Linked DNA regions of Homo sapiens: region 1 is linked to region 2. A link is an interaction called in ENCODE POLR2A ChIA-PET data of the cell type or tissue named here. Cell type or tissue: PC-9. All regions are shown on one strand. Each heading gives the region's core, and the rest is flanking DNA. Links, peaks and the distances in the headings are about the cores only.

Region 1 (8,342 bases), core at 161-8,160, 94 kb after region 2:
CCAACCTCCAGCTTTTGGCAGCCATTGCTTTTCTTTTCTTTGTCTTTTTTTTTTTTTTTGACAGACAGGGTCTTACTGTCACCCAGGCTGGAGTGTAGTGGTGTGATCACGGCTCACTGCAGCCTTATCTCCCTGGGTTCAGGTGATCCTCCCACCTCAGCCTCCTGAGTAGCTGGGACTACAGCTGTGTGCGACCACACCCAGCTGGTTTTTTGTTTTTTTTTTTTTGTTTTTGTTTTTGCTTTTTTTTTTTTTTTTGTATTTTTAGTAGAGATAAGGTTTTGGCATGTTGCCCAGGCTAGTCTTGAACTTCTGGGCTCAAGAGATCTGCCTGTTTTGGCCTCCCAACATGCTGGGATTGCAGGTGTGAGCCACCACGTCTGGCCTTTGATCTGCTTTCAACACTTTTAGCTCTTCTAGAATTTCAGAAAAATGGTATCGGATGTACAGCATGGACCCTTCTGTGGTGGGCTTCTTTACTGTAATGCTTTTGAGATTCATCTGTGCTGTTGAGTGTCTCTGCAGTCCATTCCTTCTGTTGAGTGTATCAGTAGTCCATTCCTTTTCATGGCTGAGTAGTATTTCATTGTATAATTATACCACTATTTGTTCATTTACTAGATAATAAACAGTTGGCTTGTTTAAGTATGAATTCAATGAGTTTTGATAAATATGTGTAGTTATATAAACATGACTACATATATAAACATATAAACATATACATATATAAGCACATATAAATTTGTGTCTATTATGAATAAAGCTTCTATGAACTGTTGAGTACAAGCGTTTGAGTGGACATATGATTTCATTGCTTTTTGATAAATCCAGGAGTGAGACTGCTGGATCATATGGTAAGTATATATCTAATTATATAAGAAACTCCCAAACAGTTTTCCAAAGTGGCTATACTACTTGGCAGCAGCGTATGAGCTCCAGTTGCTCCACATCCTTGCCAACACTTGATATTGTAAGTCTTTTTAAGTTTAGCTATTCTAGTGGCATCTTATTTTGGTGTAAATTTGCATTTCCTTGGTGTTTAATGATATGGAGCATCTTTCCACATGTTTATTTGCATTGATAAATACCTTCTTCAGTCAAGTGTCTGTTCAAATCTTTTGTCCTTTTTTTTAAGCCAAATTGTTAGTATTTATATGGATTTGTGTATGTGTGTGTGTCTTTAAAAACATATTCTAGATATAAGTCCTTTATATTTTGCAAATATTTCTCCCAGTCTGTGGCTTGCCTTTTTATTTTTTAAATTATGTAATTTGGGGAGCAGAATTTTTTTAATTTTGCAGAAGTTCAGTTTATCAATTTTTTCTTCTATGGTCCATGCTTTTCCAAAGGTCTTAGAAGTTTTTCCCTAACAAAGTCATGAATATTTTTGTTTATGTTTACTTCTAGAAGTTTTGTAGTTTTAGCTCTGACATTTAAGTCTTGTCATTCACTCTGAGTTAACCTTTGTATGTGTTATGAGGGCAAGGGTTAAGCTTCATATTTTTGCACATGGATATTCAATTGTTGAAAAGACTATCCTTTCTCCATTGAGTAATTTTGACATATTTTTCAAATTTCAGTTGACCATGTAGATGGATCTATTTCTGGACCCTGTATTCTGTTTCATTGATCTGTATCTCTGTGCTTACATAAATACCACACTGCCTTGATTACTGTAACTTTATAGTGAGTCTTGAAATTACTTTGTTCTTTTTCAAAATGGTTTTTGTTACTCCAGGCCCTTTGCTTTTTTTTTTTTTGAAAAACAAATCTTTATTGTCTAGAAATACATATTTAAAAAATCCTCTTCAAAAGATGCTATTCACTCATTTCCCCATTTCCTCTTCTTCCACATCTCTGATATAAAGGACATTATTACACCTTATTAAAACTTCACCTAGATGTCCAGGCAATGCCTCATTTATGAATTCTGTATCTGCAAGCTGCATGTTCATATAGCCATCTACAGATACCAGGTAGCCCTTATACTCCATTCCCACTTAAGCTTCACCATCACTGGCTCTCCTGTTAATCCACTGAGGAAATATTTGAGATTGAGGGGTAAACTCATTGTAACTAAAGGGAATGTTGCGGGCTATTTGCCACCGACCTAGCTGCTACTCTCCTGTCCCTCCTAACTCAGCAGATACTGCAGGTCCAGAACCACTGAGCTTTAAGAGAAATGGCTGCCAAATAGGAGTGTCACCCTTTGCATTTCTATTTGAATTTCAGGACTAGCTTATTAATTCTTACCAAAAAAAATGCGGGGCAGGTGGGGGGTGCTGGTTGGGCATTGAATGGAATTACACTGACTGTATGGATTGATTTAGGAAGAGTTGACATCTTAACAATATTGAGTCCTTTGATCCATAAACACACTATATTTCTCCATTTATTTGAGTCTTTTTAAGTTTCTCTCAAGTGTTTTGTAGTATTCAATATATTGATCTTGTACATATTTTGTTACATTATCCCTAAATATTTCCTTTTTGAGATACTATTATAAATTGTACTTTTTTCATTTCAATTTCCACTTCTTTGCTAGTAATATAGAAATACAATTTATTTTTCTATATTAACTCTGTGTCTTGTGACCTTTGAATATTTTACATAGATGATCATGTCTTAGAATAAAAATGACTTCGCTTCCTTCTTTCTCATCTGTATGCCTTTTATTTATGTTTTTCTTGCTTTATTGTACCAGCTAGTATAACAAGTACAAAGGCAAGTAGAAGTGGTCAGAGGAGGAATCCTTGCCTTGTCTTTAGGATCAGTGATGTCTTCTTTTTCATTCCTGATCTTGGTAATTTATGTCGTCTTCTCTCTCTCTCTTTTTTTGCTTATCAGTCTGGCTAGAGGTTTATTAATTTTATTGATCTTTTTAAAGAACCAGCTTTTGGTTTCATTGATTGTTTTCCAATTGTTTTTTGTTTTGCTTTGTTTTGTCCATTGATTTCTGATCTGTAGTGCATTTTCTTTCTTCTCCTTTTTTGGGGTTCAATTTGTTCTTTTTCTAATTCTTAAGGTGGCACTTAGACCACTGATTCAAGACCTTTCTTTTCTTCTAATATAAATATCTAATGCTAAAAGGTTCCCTATAGGCATCATTAGCTGCTTCTCACATATGTTTATATGTTGTGTTTTCATTTTCATTCAGTTCAAGCTATTTTCTAATTTCCTGTGTGATTTCTTCGACCTATGGTTATTGGAATTGTGTCATTTTGGCCAGGCACAGTTGCTCACACCTGTAATCCCAGCACTTTGGGAGGCCGAGGCGGGAGGATCACTTGAGCCCAGGAGCTCGAGACCAGCCTGGGCAAAATAGGGAGACCCTGTCTCTGCAGAAAAGCAAACAAACAAAACAACAACAACAACAATAACAACAAAAAACGTGGACATGGTGGCACACATTTGTGGTCCTAGCTATTCAGGAGACTGAGATAGAAGGATTTCTTGAGCCTGGGAGGTTGAGGGTGTAGGGAGCTGTGATCGTGCTACTGCACTCCAGCCTAGGTTACAAAGTGAGACCCTGTCTCCAAAAAAAGAAAAATTAAAAGTATGTCACTTAATTTTTAAGTTTAAACATTTGAGATATCCCAAATATCTTGTTGACTTCTAACTTAATTTTATGGTGCCTAGATAAAATTACTTTCTTTTATTCTAATCCTTTAAAATGCATTGAGATTTGTTTTAAGACCTAGCGTATGTCTGTCCTGTAGAGTGTTCCATATATGTTTGACCAAAAAAATGTGTATTCGGCCTTTGCTAGTGACATGTTCTCTATATGTTGGTTAGGTCAAGTTGATTGATAATGTTGTTCAAGCCCTCTATATACTTACTGATTTTCTAATTGTTTTATAAATTGATACTCCAAGAGAGGAGTATCAAAACACCAACTATAATCGTTCAACTGAATTGTTTATTTCTACATTCTCTACTGTCAGTTTTTACTTTCTGTGTTTTAGGGCTCTTTGCTAGGTGCATTTAGATTTATTTTTGTTTATCTTCCTGATTTTGCCCCCATGGGGACATTTGGAAAAGTCTGGAGACATTTTTGGTTGTCGCAAATGGGGAAATGCTGCCGGCACCTAGTAGCTAGAAGCCAGAGATACTGCTTAACATTCTGCAATGCCTGGACAGTCTCTGAAACAAAGAGTTATTCAGCTCACAATGTAGGGACTGAGGTCAAGAAACCAAATTTCTTTTAATACTTAATACCTAAATCTCTAGCAATTTTTAAAGAGTAAATGCTTCTCAGTTTTTGGTCTACCTTTGGTTCATTTTCAGATGCCTGAAATGTTTATTTTTGTCAGTTTTTTCCAGTTTTATATTTACTTTTGAAGAGGAGGATTTGCAGATCTCTTCATAACACCACAAAATGGAAGTCTGTCCATCCTTTAACATTTAACCTGTTGATGTCTTTATATTTAAAGTAAGTTTTTTGTAGATAGCATTCAGTTGGATTTTTTTTTTAAATGCAATCTGACAATGTCTGCCTTCTAATTGGGAATATTTAGACCATTCACATTTAATGTAATTATTGATAGAGTTAAGATTAAATCTATCTTGTTTTTTTGTTTTCTGTATTTTTCTTTTCTTATCCTTTTTTGTGGATTATTTTTTGTGACTCCATTTTATCTTCACTATTGGCTTATTAGCTACACCTCTTTATTTGATTTTAGCAACTGTTGTTTAAATATATGGCTTTAACTCATCATAGTCACAGTATACCTTTAAATAATATACCACTTCATGTATATTACCTCACTTGTGTGTGTGTGTGTGTGTGTGTGTGTGTGTGCACCTAACAACAGTATGCTTCCATTTCCTTCCTCCTGTCCCTTGTGCTGCTGTTGTGGTACCTTTTTTCTTATACAAAAGTTATAAACCTACAATATGTTGCTATTGTTTTTGCTTTAAAGAGTTCATCATCTTTTAAAGAGATTGAGAATTAGAAAACATCTTTATTTACCACTTGTTTACCATTTCTGCTGCTTTGTGTAGATCCAGTTTTCTATTAGATATTATTTTCCATCTGCCTGAAGAGCTTCTTGAACATTTCTTGTCATGTAACCTTGCTGCTGATGATTTATCTCAGATTTTGTCTGAAAAAGTCTTTACTTCTTCCCTCACTTTAGAAAAATATTTTTATTAGCTTTAGAATTCTAGGTTGATGGTTTTTCTTTCAGTACTTTAAGAACTGGGTGAGATAATGGAGTGACTTTTTTTAAGACAGGGTCTCCCTCTGTCACCCAGGCTGGAGGGCATTAGCACCATCATGGCTTACTACAACCTTGAACTCCTGGGCTCAAGCCGTCCTCCTGCCTCGTGTCCCTCCCAAAGTGCTAGGATTATAGGTGTGAGCCAGAGCACCTGGCCAAGTGACTTCTTTAAACTCTTCAAGTCCCTGATTTTGTGCTAGGCTCCTTAAAGTTAAGATGTTAGATGTAACACCTGTCTTCTCAAGTTAACTGTTTTGTTACCTTTTCTCAGTAACAAAGTCTGATATTGCTCTTGGGCTCACACCCATGTTTCCTGTCATTTTTTTTCCCTTGTCGGGTTACATATTGGCCTGTCAACTGCCTTTGACTCTGAGCCTAATATTACTTCCTCATGCTCCTGTGTTTCTCTATGCTCCTTACCAGCACACACATTCTCTTTTACGGTCTCCACCTGAGAGTAAGTTTGAGAGATTAGACCTCTCTGCTTCTTTCCTAGTGCTCTTTCCAGTGCTGTAAAGAGAACCTGGGCATTGGTCCAGACAGATTTGAGGTTGAATTCCAGCTTTCCATTTCCACCAGCTGTGTGCCCATAAGTAAATTATTTGAGTCTTAAGAGGCCATCTGTAAAATTTGAATAATAATATCTCTCAAAGTAGTTGGGAGGATTAAAGTAGGTAATATATGACAAGTTCTTACACCATATTTGTCTCATAATATCAAATACTCACATAGTATATATTATGATATATATCCCGATTTACAGATGAGGGACCTGAAGCATAGTAACCCACCCGAGTTACGTAACTAGGGAATGGCAGAGAACTAGGAGTGAAACCCAGTCTGGCTCCAGATCCCATGCCTCTAACTACAATGCTTCACTCCTTTTCTAGGTAAATGTTAATTCCTTCTTTTTGGATTAGATAGGGTTGGACTCTAACAAATGAGTACTCTTGACTGGGTGGATGTTGAGGGAATGGGGCAGTTAAAGGGTAGCAAGGCAAAGGATATTTCAAGTAGGAAAAATAGCTTTGGAGAAAAGGTAGAAATGGAAGGATATGGGAAACATGCTGGGGAAATGGCTAATAGGCTGATAAGTTTGGGTGGAGGTCCTGGGGGATAGAGAAGAATAGTGGGGGATAAAGTTCGTTATGTAGGGTCTAAATGATAGAGTACTTTGAATGCCATGCTAACAAAGTTGGTCTGTTTTATTCTACATAAAGTGACAAACCATTATGGGAGTGACATGGTCAGATGGGTTCTTTTGGAATAGCTCTTGGATCATTTGTGGATGGATTGAACTGAGGAGCAATTATAATAGATCAAGTAGGATGCTCTTGTTCAAATATAGGCCTGAGGTAATGAGCTCAACCAAAGGGATGGTTAGAGTGGAAAGGGGGAGCCATGGAGGTGTAATAGTTGGCAGGATTCAGTGGCTTGTTAGATGAAGGAGAAGGAGAAATCACAAAGGAGTCAGCTTTACTAGGCTTGGTGACAAGGAGGAAGGTGATGTTTTCATTGAGATAGGAAATTCTGAAAGGGGAGCAGCTTGGTGGAGGGAGATGTAAGAGTTCTGTTTCACATGAATAATTGGCCATTTGTAACACCTTATTCCCCTTTCTCATTTGTGGGAAGCAGTGAGATAGACCACCTAAGGGAAATTTTGTAGGACAGTCCTAAGGGAGGAGGAAAAGAAGAGAAGGGCTTAGGTAAAGACAGGTGGGATTCACAGACCAGAGGCATGTTCAAAGCAATTTCAGAGATGAAAATGGCATGGAGTTTTTGGGAGGTCCTGTGAGTAGACTGGATCGAAAGTTTGCTCCCACAAAACCCCTCAACCTCTCTTATCTATCCTTTTTCCCCAAGTCCTAGGTTGGCCAAGAAGCAGCCAATCCTGGCCGGGCGTGGTGGCTCACGCCTGTAATCCCAGCATTTTGGGAGGCCGAGGCGGGCGAATCAGGAGATCAGGAGTTCAAGACCAGCCTGACCAATATGGTGAAACTCCATCTCTGCTAAAAATACAAAAACTAGCTGGGTGTGGTGGTGTGTGCCTGTAATCCCAGCTACTCAGGAGGCCGAGGCAGGAGAATCGCTTGAACCTGGGAGGCAGGGGTTGCAGTGAGCCGAAATTGCACCACTGCACTCCAGCTCCAGCCTGGGCAACAGCCAGATTCTGTCTCAAAAAAAAAAAAAAAAAAAAAAAAAAAAAAGAAGCAGCCAATCCTTCAAGGAATGACAGAGGCTAAAGCCAGGTGCATATGGAGCTGAAGATTAAAGGGCCCTTCCTGGATCTTTTGGACTCCTCGGACCTCCTTATAACTGTAGAGGTTGTGGGGAGAGGCCCAATAATGACTGAGATTGAATCTGCTGCCACCTCAGTGGAAAGAGGACCCGGAGCAGATCACATTTTCTTTAGTTTTAATTTAATTTAATTATTTTTTTAGAGACGAGGTCTCAGTCTCACTCTGTCACCCCGGCCGGAGTGCAGTGGCATGATCATAACACTGCAGCCTCCAAATCCTGGGCTCAAGTGATCTTCCAGCCTCAACCTCCCAAGTAGCTGGGACTACAGTTGTGCACCACCATGCCCAGCTAATTTTAAAAATTCTTTTGTAAAAATGAGGTTCTACTTTGTTGCCCAGGCTGGTCTCAAACTCCTGGCTTCAAGTGATCCAACCCCCTTGGCCTCCAAAAATGCTGGAATTACAGGTGTTAGCCCCTATAGCCAGCAACATTTTATTTAAGAAAATAAAAGACTATGCCACTTCTTACTCCCCATCATATTCAAACTGTTACGCATATTTTGTTTAAAAGGTTGATTTATGCATTTGTTTCCCAGTAGACCATAAAGTCCAAAAGAACTGTATCTTAGGTTATAAAGGTGGGCCCAGTGCCTAGCATACAGCTTGGTTTTCTCATGAATTTGTTCATTCAATGTCTTTTACGAGTACAGTGAGAGGTCCTGTACTATGTGGTGAATATCCATTTACTCATCAAATATTTATTGAGCACTTACTGTGTGCCAGGGTCTGGGCCAAGTGCTGGGAACACAGATTTGAATAAGACTGGCTAGGTCTCTGCTCTCAAGGAGCTTACACCTTAAGTGGTGGAGTCAGAAAACAA
Region 2 (8,342 bases), core at 172-8,171:
CATATTGCTGCCTTCTGAGCAACACTAATAGAAGGTTTGGGACTTGGAGGATCCTGGGGAAATTAAGGCAGATTTCTTGTTTTGGTATTTTCATATCTGCTTTATTTTGCATCTGTTTTATAAAATGAAACTTGAGGGACTATTCTTGCCTTTTTTTTTTTTCTTTTTCTGTTGAGACAGGATTTCACTATGTTGCCTAGACTGATCTCGAACTTCTGGTCTCAAGTGATCCTCCCACCTCGGCCTCCCAAAGTGTTGGGATTACGGGCATGAGCCACCTCTCCCAGCTTGTTCTTGCATTTTGTAAGATCACATAGAGTATCAAAACTGGAAAGGACCTGGGCCATCACTTCCCTGAGAAAAAGTGACTTTCTCAAGGTCATGCAGTTAGTAGCAATGCTGGAACTGAACGCCTACCCCGCAGATCACAACATGACCCGTGAAAGGACCTATCCTGCAACACTTTGGAGTTTCGTGCCGACCCAATTAGTGGCTTTGTCTTTGGGAAATTTACTTCCCCAAAACACTGGGACATTGGGATGGAATTCACTCACCCCAAATCATCACCCTGGTTAAGGAGACTAAAGAATCAGAAGACATTTGTGCTTTGGGGAGCAGAGGCCCTCAGGGTATAGAGAAGGAAGAAGAGAGAGGTTCACTGTAGTCCTGAAGCAGAAATAAGACCTGTGGCTGAAGGAAGCCTTAGCAATTCACTCCTTCCTCTTCCTGAGAACTCTCTGTAGGAAGTCTCACCTAGCAGAGGCTTCACAGTATTTCAGAGAAGCCAAAGATTGTTTGCCTCTTTGGAAACTGTTATCCTTCCATCATGACTGTGTCACTCCTGCCACTGTTCCACCATAGAGGTGGGTGCCTAATATTAGAGAGTTGTTTCACACACGTGGCTCATTCCTCAAGCCTCGCTAAGCCAAGCCCACCAGGAAGAAGCTTGAGTGGAAGCATTCTCTCCAGCCACATCTTTCTCTCTTTCTCTCATACTAGATGGCGTCCTTTGCAGCAAACCGTAAGTTATAAGGATGAGGGAAGAAGAGTAGAGGGCCAAAAGGATTCCATTTTGAGGAAAAACTACAGTTTGCCTTGCCAGGTAGAAGAATCAGGTATGAGTTCTTTTTGTCTCAGGTAATAAACTAAGCAAAGCCCAGATAGTAGTAATGATGGAGCCCTTCAACTATTGACGTCTCCCTAAGAGCCCTCATTTTCTGAAAGCAGAGTGTTTGTCCCATTCCTGACTCGCCATGCTGTGTGTCTCCCAGAGAGTGAAAGAAATTGCTGTGACTGCGAGCACCAGTAGAGTGGATTTAATTCTCACCAAGAAAAGGGAGGTGGTTTGCAAATGGGTTGTTTTGGGATCCTGGGAGAGGAACATTGTAGCCAGAGATATTAGATTTTCACTCTAGACTTTAAGGAGGCAGATTTTTTTTTTTTTTTAAATTAAAAGATAGGGGCCAGGAATAGTGGCTTATGCTGTAATCTCAGCACTTGGGAGACTGACATGGGATGATCACTTGAGCCAAGGAGTTTGAGACCAGCCTGGGCAACATAGCAAGACCTTGTCTCTACTAAAAATAAAAATAAAAACAATTAGGGTGTGATGGCGCACACTTGTGGTCTCAGCTACTCAGGAGGCTGAAGTGGGAGGATCTTTTGAGCCCAGGAGTTTGAGGCTGCAGTGAGCTATAATTGCACCACTCTGATTGCATCCAGGTTTCACTGTAGCCTGGGTGACAGAGTGAGACCCTGTCTCTGAAAATAATAATAATAATAAAGAGCTTGTACAATTAACTTGAGAGGAGCCAAAATTTGAGTCTAGGTCAGGAAACCTCTAGAACCTGTGTTCCTTCTGTGCTATGCTGAAGGGGACTGTGAGAAAAAAAATGTTCATGAGGCTCGAGTCCTGAATGAGATGGAGCTTCCCCAAGAGCCAGTAATGACACAAGTGGTTCTTAAAGTCATTTCTGGAAGACAATAGGATCACAAGGGTTTAAGTCTATCAGATCATGTTAAAAAGGAACTCATTCATTTATTCATTAATTTGACTAACATCTTGATTGTTTACTAGTGACTTTAGGTACTTTTAAGTCATTGAGTGGGGGAAATATGGGTTGCCTTGTGAACTCATCAGTGGGGCCTTTTTGATGGTCAGACTTCTTGGAGGAAATTAAGTGTTTGCAGAGATCTGAACAATGAGTAGGAATTGGGGCAGGATGGGGAATGGAGTGTGGTGAATGAGGTGAACTGAAAGCAGTTTAATCTCGCCAGAGCCACTGAAGGAGTTTGCATTTTATCTTTTGGGCATTCATTCCACCATTGTACATTGAATGTGCACTGACACTCTTCTACGTGCACAGCAGTGAAGAGGACAGGTAAAACCCTTGCCTAGTGCTTGGTGTTCTGAGAAAACTTAGTTCACTCATAGTTCTTAGTCCACTAAGAGTAGTTCACTAAGAATTAAACCAAGCTTTTTAATGTTACTGACAGGAATTCTATACTGATAGATAGGGAATTACTTGGAGAGATTCTCTAGTTGAATGCAAGGAAAGTTTGAGAAGGACTCTCATGATAATCCTATAGATTATACAGGGTAGAGACAAAAGGTGGGTTAATGATTGGTTGATTGTTCATTCAGCAAAAACATCTTCAGTGCCTCTTCTCATTCATTCTTACATTTATTCACTCATTTATCAAATGACTGGCAGTGCAAGTTCGGCAGATGGTTAAGAGCACGGCTTTGGAGCCAGATTACTTGGGTTCAAAGCCTGGCTCCACCACTTACAAGCTGTATGACCTTGGAAAAGTTATTTAACTTATCTGTGCATCACTTTCCTCATACGTAAGATGAGGGAAATAATAATACCAGACAAAATTTGTTGTAAAATGAAATGAGTTAATTAATGAACTACTTAGAGCAGTGCCTGATGCATGTAAATGGTGACTCAACAGCTCATGGTTCTTGTAATTATTATTCCTCAATAGCAGGTTTGTGCTAAATTCTAGGAATACAACCTTGAATTGAGTGTGGTCCCTGACCTTGAGGGAACCACATTGCACCCCCCTCCCACCCAAAATGCAGGTAAATGGATGAGTTTCTTCATGGAGTGGGGTAATCCTATAAGCTCAATATGAATCGATTGTGATAAGGTGCCCCAAGAGTTATATATATACAGTCTTAGGCAGCATTTCCCAGCGTCTTAATATATAGTCTTAGGCAGCATTTCCTAGAGATTATAGAAACTAGAACTGTGGTGTTTATTATTTTGGAGATCTCTAAACTTAAGAATCTGATAAATGCTGTGGGGTGTCTACTTGGAAAAATACATTACAATTTTGCCTTCAAACAGCCTCCAAACCTCTGATCCTATGATGAGGAGCTGTTAACTCTTCTCCTCTGGGTTGGTCAGACCACGCTGAGAACACAGTATTAACAGTTCTGTACTGGAGCATGTACTTCGTGTAAAACATTGTGCTAAGTATCCTGGGGGAGACAAAGATAAATACGAGGTAATCCATGCGGTTTAAAGGCTTAGTGGAAAAGAATGTTTTGTATGTAATGAGATGTTTGTAGATACATGTTGAAATGATAAAAGTAAGAATGTTCATCTTGAGCAATGGAACGAGATTTATCTATACAAAAATTTAAAAATTAGCCAGACATGGTGGTGTGCACCTGTAGTCCTAGCTACTTGAGAGGCTGAGGTGGGAGGATCACTTGACCTGGGGAGTTTGAGGTTACAGTAAGCTATGATTGCACCACTGCACTCCAGCCTGGGCAACAGAGTGAAACCCTGTCTCTTTAAAAAACAAACATAGAGGCTGGGCGCAGTGGCTCACGCCTGTACCAGCACTTTGGGAGGCTGAGAAGGGTGAATCACCTGAGGTCAGGAGTTCAAGACCAGCCTGGCTAACATAATGAAACCCTGTCTCTACTGAAAATACAAAGATTAACTGGGCCTGGTGGCATGTGCCTGTAATCCCAGCTACTCTGGAGGCTGAGGCAGGATAATTGCTTGAATCCAGGAGGTGGAGATTGCAGTGAGCGGAGATTGTGCCACTGAACTCCAGCCTGGGCAGCAGAGCGAGACTCCATCTCAAAAACAAACAAAAAACCAAACAAAAAATGAAGGATGTTACTTAAAAGTTGTGTTGGTAACTGTGTTAATAAATAAATAAGAGGTAATCTTTTTTTGAGATGGAATCTCCCTCAGTCGTCCAGGCTGGAGTGCAATGGCGCAATCTCGGGTCATTGCAACCTCTGTCCTCCAGGATCAGGCGATTCTCCCACCTCTGCCTCCCAAGTAGCTGGGATTACAGGCACCTGCCTTCATGCCCGGCTACTTTTTGTATTTTTGTAGAGATGAGGTTTCACCATGTTGGCCAGGCCAGTCTTGAACTCCCTACCTCAGGTGATCCATCTGCCTCAGCCTCCCAAAATGCTGGAATTACAGGCATGAGCCACCGTGCCCAGCCATCTTTATTCGTTTTTTTTTTGTTGTGTTTTGTTTTCTTTTTTTTTTTTTTTTTGAGACTGAGTCTCACTCTGTCACCCAGGCTGGAGTGCAGTGGCACTATCCCAGCTCACTGCAACCTCCACCTCCCGGGTTCAAGTGATTCTCCTGCCTCAGCCTCCTGAGTAGCTGGGATTACTGGCGCGCATCACCATGCCCAGCTAACTTTATATATTTAGTAGAGACAGGGTTTCACCATGTTAGCCAGGCTGATCTGGAATTCCCGACCTCTGGTGATCCGCCCGCCTCGACCTCCCAAAGTGCTGGGATTACAGGCGTGAGCCACCATGGCCAGCATTATTCTTAAGATTAGTGGGCTAATGTCTATAAAAGTGCTTTGTAGCTATAAATACCTATACAAATAAAAGCTATTATTTTTATTCTAGTCACTAGTAGGGATAATCCAAAGCAGAATGCACATAAATGCAGTAGAGCACATTACAAATTATAAAAATATTCAAAAGAGCAAAGTCACTTTTATTCATGGGGGATGTGCAGGCACTGCTCTTATATTACAGCCATCGCACATCCCCCATGAATAAAAGGGTGCAGTGGCTCACGGCTGTAATCCTAGCACTTTGGGAGGCCGGGGCAGGCAGATCGCTTGAGTTTGCAATCAGCCTAGGCAACGTGGTGAAACCCCATCTCTACCAAAAAGACAAAAAATTAGCCAGTTGTGGTGGCGACCACGTCTGTAGTCCCAGCTTCTCAGGAGGCTAGGATGGGAGAAGATCGCTTGGGCCTGGGAGGTGGAAGTTGCAGTGAGCCAAGATCCTGCCACTGCACTGCAGTCTGGGCGACAGAGCAAGACCCTGTCTCAAAAAAAAAAAAAAAGGAAGAATGACATGATCAGAGCTGCCCTGTAGGAAGATTATCCTGGCAGTGGAGAGCAGATACTTTAGGGGGTCAGCAAGGAGACAGACTAGTTAGTGGTCTGTTTCAATCATTCATCATTCAGGTGAGAAAAAGGAATAATAATTTTTTTGGTGCCTAATAAAATAATTTTTCAGGTAAAAGAATAATCATTCAGGTAGAAGAAAGGAATAACAAATTTTTTGGTGCCCAATATATGCTTTATATAGGTTATTTCACTTAAAGTCATCAGAGGTTTGGAAAGGAATGGACCAATTTAAGAGAGATTAGAACAGGAAGGCTGGGGGATTTCCTTTCCTGAAGGATTCTAAGAACGGGAGAGATAGCTGGGTGCAGTGGCTTACCCCTGTAATTCCAGCCACTTGTGAAACCGGGGTGGGAGGATTGCTTGAGACTGGGAGGTCAAGGCTGCAGTGATCCGTGATCACACCACTTCACTCCAACCTGGATGGCAGAGTGAGACCTTGTCTCTTAAAATTAAAAAAAAAAAAAAAAAGACTGGAAGACTGGTTATAGCTCAGCCTGGGAAGAGCACTGGAGAGGGAGTCTAAGGACCTGGACTCCCACTTCTGGTCTCACCTCTATCACTGACCAGCTATATGACTTCACACAGTGCCCCTTGCTCATTGGTTCTCTTGTCTACCAAACTGTGGGGTGTGTTTGTTTGCTTTGCTTGTTTGTTTATTTTTATGTTTATTTTTTTGAGTGGCCTGGGAGAGTGAAATGTTCTGGGATGGGGGTGTGGAGAGCATGGAGGTGTTCTAGAATAATCACCAACATCAGCTTAAACACTTTTTTTTTTTTGAGACGGAGTCTCGCTTTGTCGCCCAGGCTGGAGTGCAGTGGCACGATCTTGGCTTACTGCAACTTCCACCTCCCAGTTTCAAGCGATTCTCCTGCCTCAGCCTCCCAAATAGCTGGGACCACAGACATGCGCCACCATGCCCAGCTAATTTTTAGTATTTTTAGTAGGGACGGGCTTTCACTATGTTGGCCAGGATGGTCTCGATCTCATGACCTCGTGATCCGCCCACCTTGGCCTCCCAAAGTGCTGGAATTGAGTGAGCCACCGCGCCCGGCCATCAGCTTAAACACTTAATCAAATGTGATGTGCCTGGGTTTCCACAACAGGATGGGAAAAAGACCATGAAGTTTGGGCTCACACACATTTCAGTTTAACTCTTGATTTTATCATTTACAAGTTGTGTGACCTTTGGGCCAATTATTGCATCCCTTTCCTGTTTTCTACTTTCCTCTTCCATAAAAGAAGGATGATAACATCCACATTTAAGGATTGTTGTGAGGACTAAATAAGACAATACCTGGCACAAAATACCAGAGGGGGGAAAAAAAGGTATATTTCCTTCCTTCTATTTCTGTGATGCTCATATGCATGTAGTCTTCCCTCCTGTCTCCCCACTTCTCTGCCTTCCTTCTCTTTCCCTTTCACCAGCACAAAGTGTAACACCCTCACTCCCGTTGCTACAGTGGGCTGTACTAGTTTCACAGACCTTGAAATGGCACATACACGGGAAAGGTGTTTCGACACAGTTCCTATGGACTGTTGGTGCCGGATGCTTACACGGTCACACCCTGGTCGCTCATCCAGCTTAAGCAGTCAGTGAATCCCTGCTGAGAATGACCTCTGACTGTTGCTACCCTGGGAGACACTGGGCGAGGGTCACATGGGCAAGGGGCTGGTGGAATGTGAGCATGCTATACTGTGCCAGTGGTTCACCCTTTGCTTAGTGTAGACTTAGGTTCTGTCTTAAGGACATCTGTCTCTCTTGGGACCTTCCTGTGCAAACTGGGGGGATAAGAGATCGGAGAAAGGCATCAGGGCATGTACAAAGCAACATCAAAACTAATTGACATGATTCTTTGCTCTATACCCCTCCCCCTCGCTAAAGTCACTTTCTTTTTTCAAAATCTTCATGACCCATAACCATTCCATGCACAGAGATGCAAAAATGGTCAGTTAATATCCAAAGCAAAAGCGTTGCTCTTGTTCCCCAGGCGACAGGGCCACCATTTTTATCAGTGTGAAACAGAGTATCAGGGTATTAAGGAGACACTGAGAATAAAAGTGAGGAGATATTGGAAGGCTTAACCAGGGAAGGCTTCTGAAGATCGTTTTTTTTTTTTTTTGAGTCAGGGTTCTCTGTCACCCAGGCTGGAGTGCAGTGTCTCAATCATGGCTCAGTTGAGCCTCCTATTTCAGCCTCCCAAGTAGCTGGGACTACAGGTACATGCCACCACACCCAGCTAATTTTTGTGTTTTTTGTAAAGATGGAGTCTATGTTTCCCAGGCTGGCCTCAAACTTCTGGGCTCAAGCGATCGTCCTGCTTTGGCCTCCCAAAATGCTGGGATTGCAGTTGTGAGCCACTGTGCCTGGCCTTTCTGAGGATCTTGAATTCGGATGGAAGCAGGAGAGAGAGAAAGCAGGAGGAAGAGAAAGGCACCCCCAGTGGTAGCCATGGCTTTGGGGCCCTAAGAGTCAGGTGCAAATGGAAATAGGGATGGGGAGTCCATACCACGCTGTACGTGCAGGTGAGCAGGGCTAAGGGGAAACTGAAACCTACGGCTGCAACATGTCTAGGGGTGACCAGGCTGACATGGGCAGTCCTTCTGGGATCCCCTGTGGTCTGGCACCATCAGGACCACTGCCTTCTTCCCATTCCCCCCATCGAGATATTCTTCCTGTGGTTTGAGGATTCTGGGACACCACAGGCATCTTGGAGAATATCTTGTTTCTCAGTTCTTTTTTTTTTTTGAGACAGAGTGCAGTGCAGTGGCGCGATCTCGGCTCACTGCAGCCTCTGCTTCCTGGGTTCAAGAGATTCTTCTGCCTCAGCCTCCCAAGTAGCTGGTGTTACAGGCACCCACCACCACACCAGCTAATTTTTGTATTTTTGGTGGAGACGGGGTTTCACCATGTTGCCCAGGCT

Evidence for each region. ChIA-PET counts read pairs that join two places held together with the same protein. Peaks named below come from ENCODE experiments on the same cell type or tissue, not always from the same donor. Only the 100,000 strongest peaks of a DNase experiment are listed, where the experiment ranks them.
Region 1: POLR2A ChIA-PET joins it to region 2 with 7 read pairs; 12 of 35 experiments call an interaction of 5 or more read pairs at or near these places.

What each region holds. Positions count from the first base shown.
Region 1 is chr1:204,388,270-204,396,611 of GRCh38, reverse strand. It overlaps the pseudogene LOC124904489 and a transcript of PPP1R15B not described here. Among named protein-coding and RNA genes, the nearest start is that of PPP1R15B, 19 kb to the left of the region's middle. In PC-9, for the core only: no CTCF peak of the experiment used is centred there; no DNase peak of the experiment used is centred there.
Region 2 is chr1:204,482,589-204,490,930 of GRCh38, reverse strand. All of the region lies in intron 1 of PIK3C2B (phosphatidylinositol-4-phosphate 3-kinase catalytic subunit type 2 beta), which reads left to right. Among named protein-coding and RNA genes, the nearest start is that of PIK3C2B, 8.0 kb to the left of the region's middle. In PC-9, for the core only: no CTCF peak of the experiment used is centred there; a DNase peak (open chromatin) is centred at 3,840.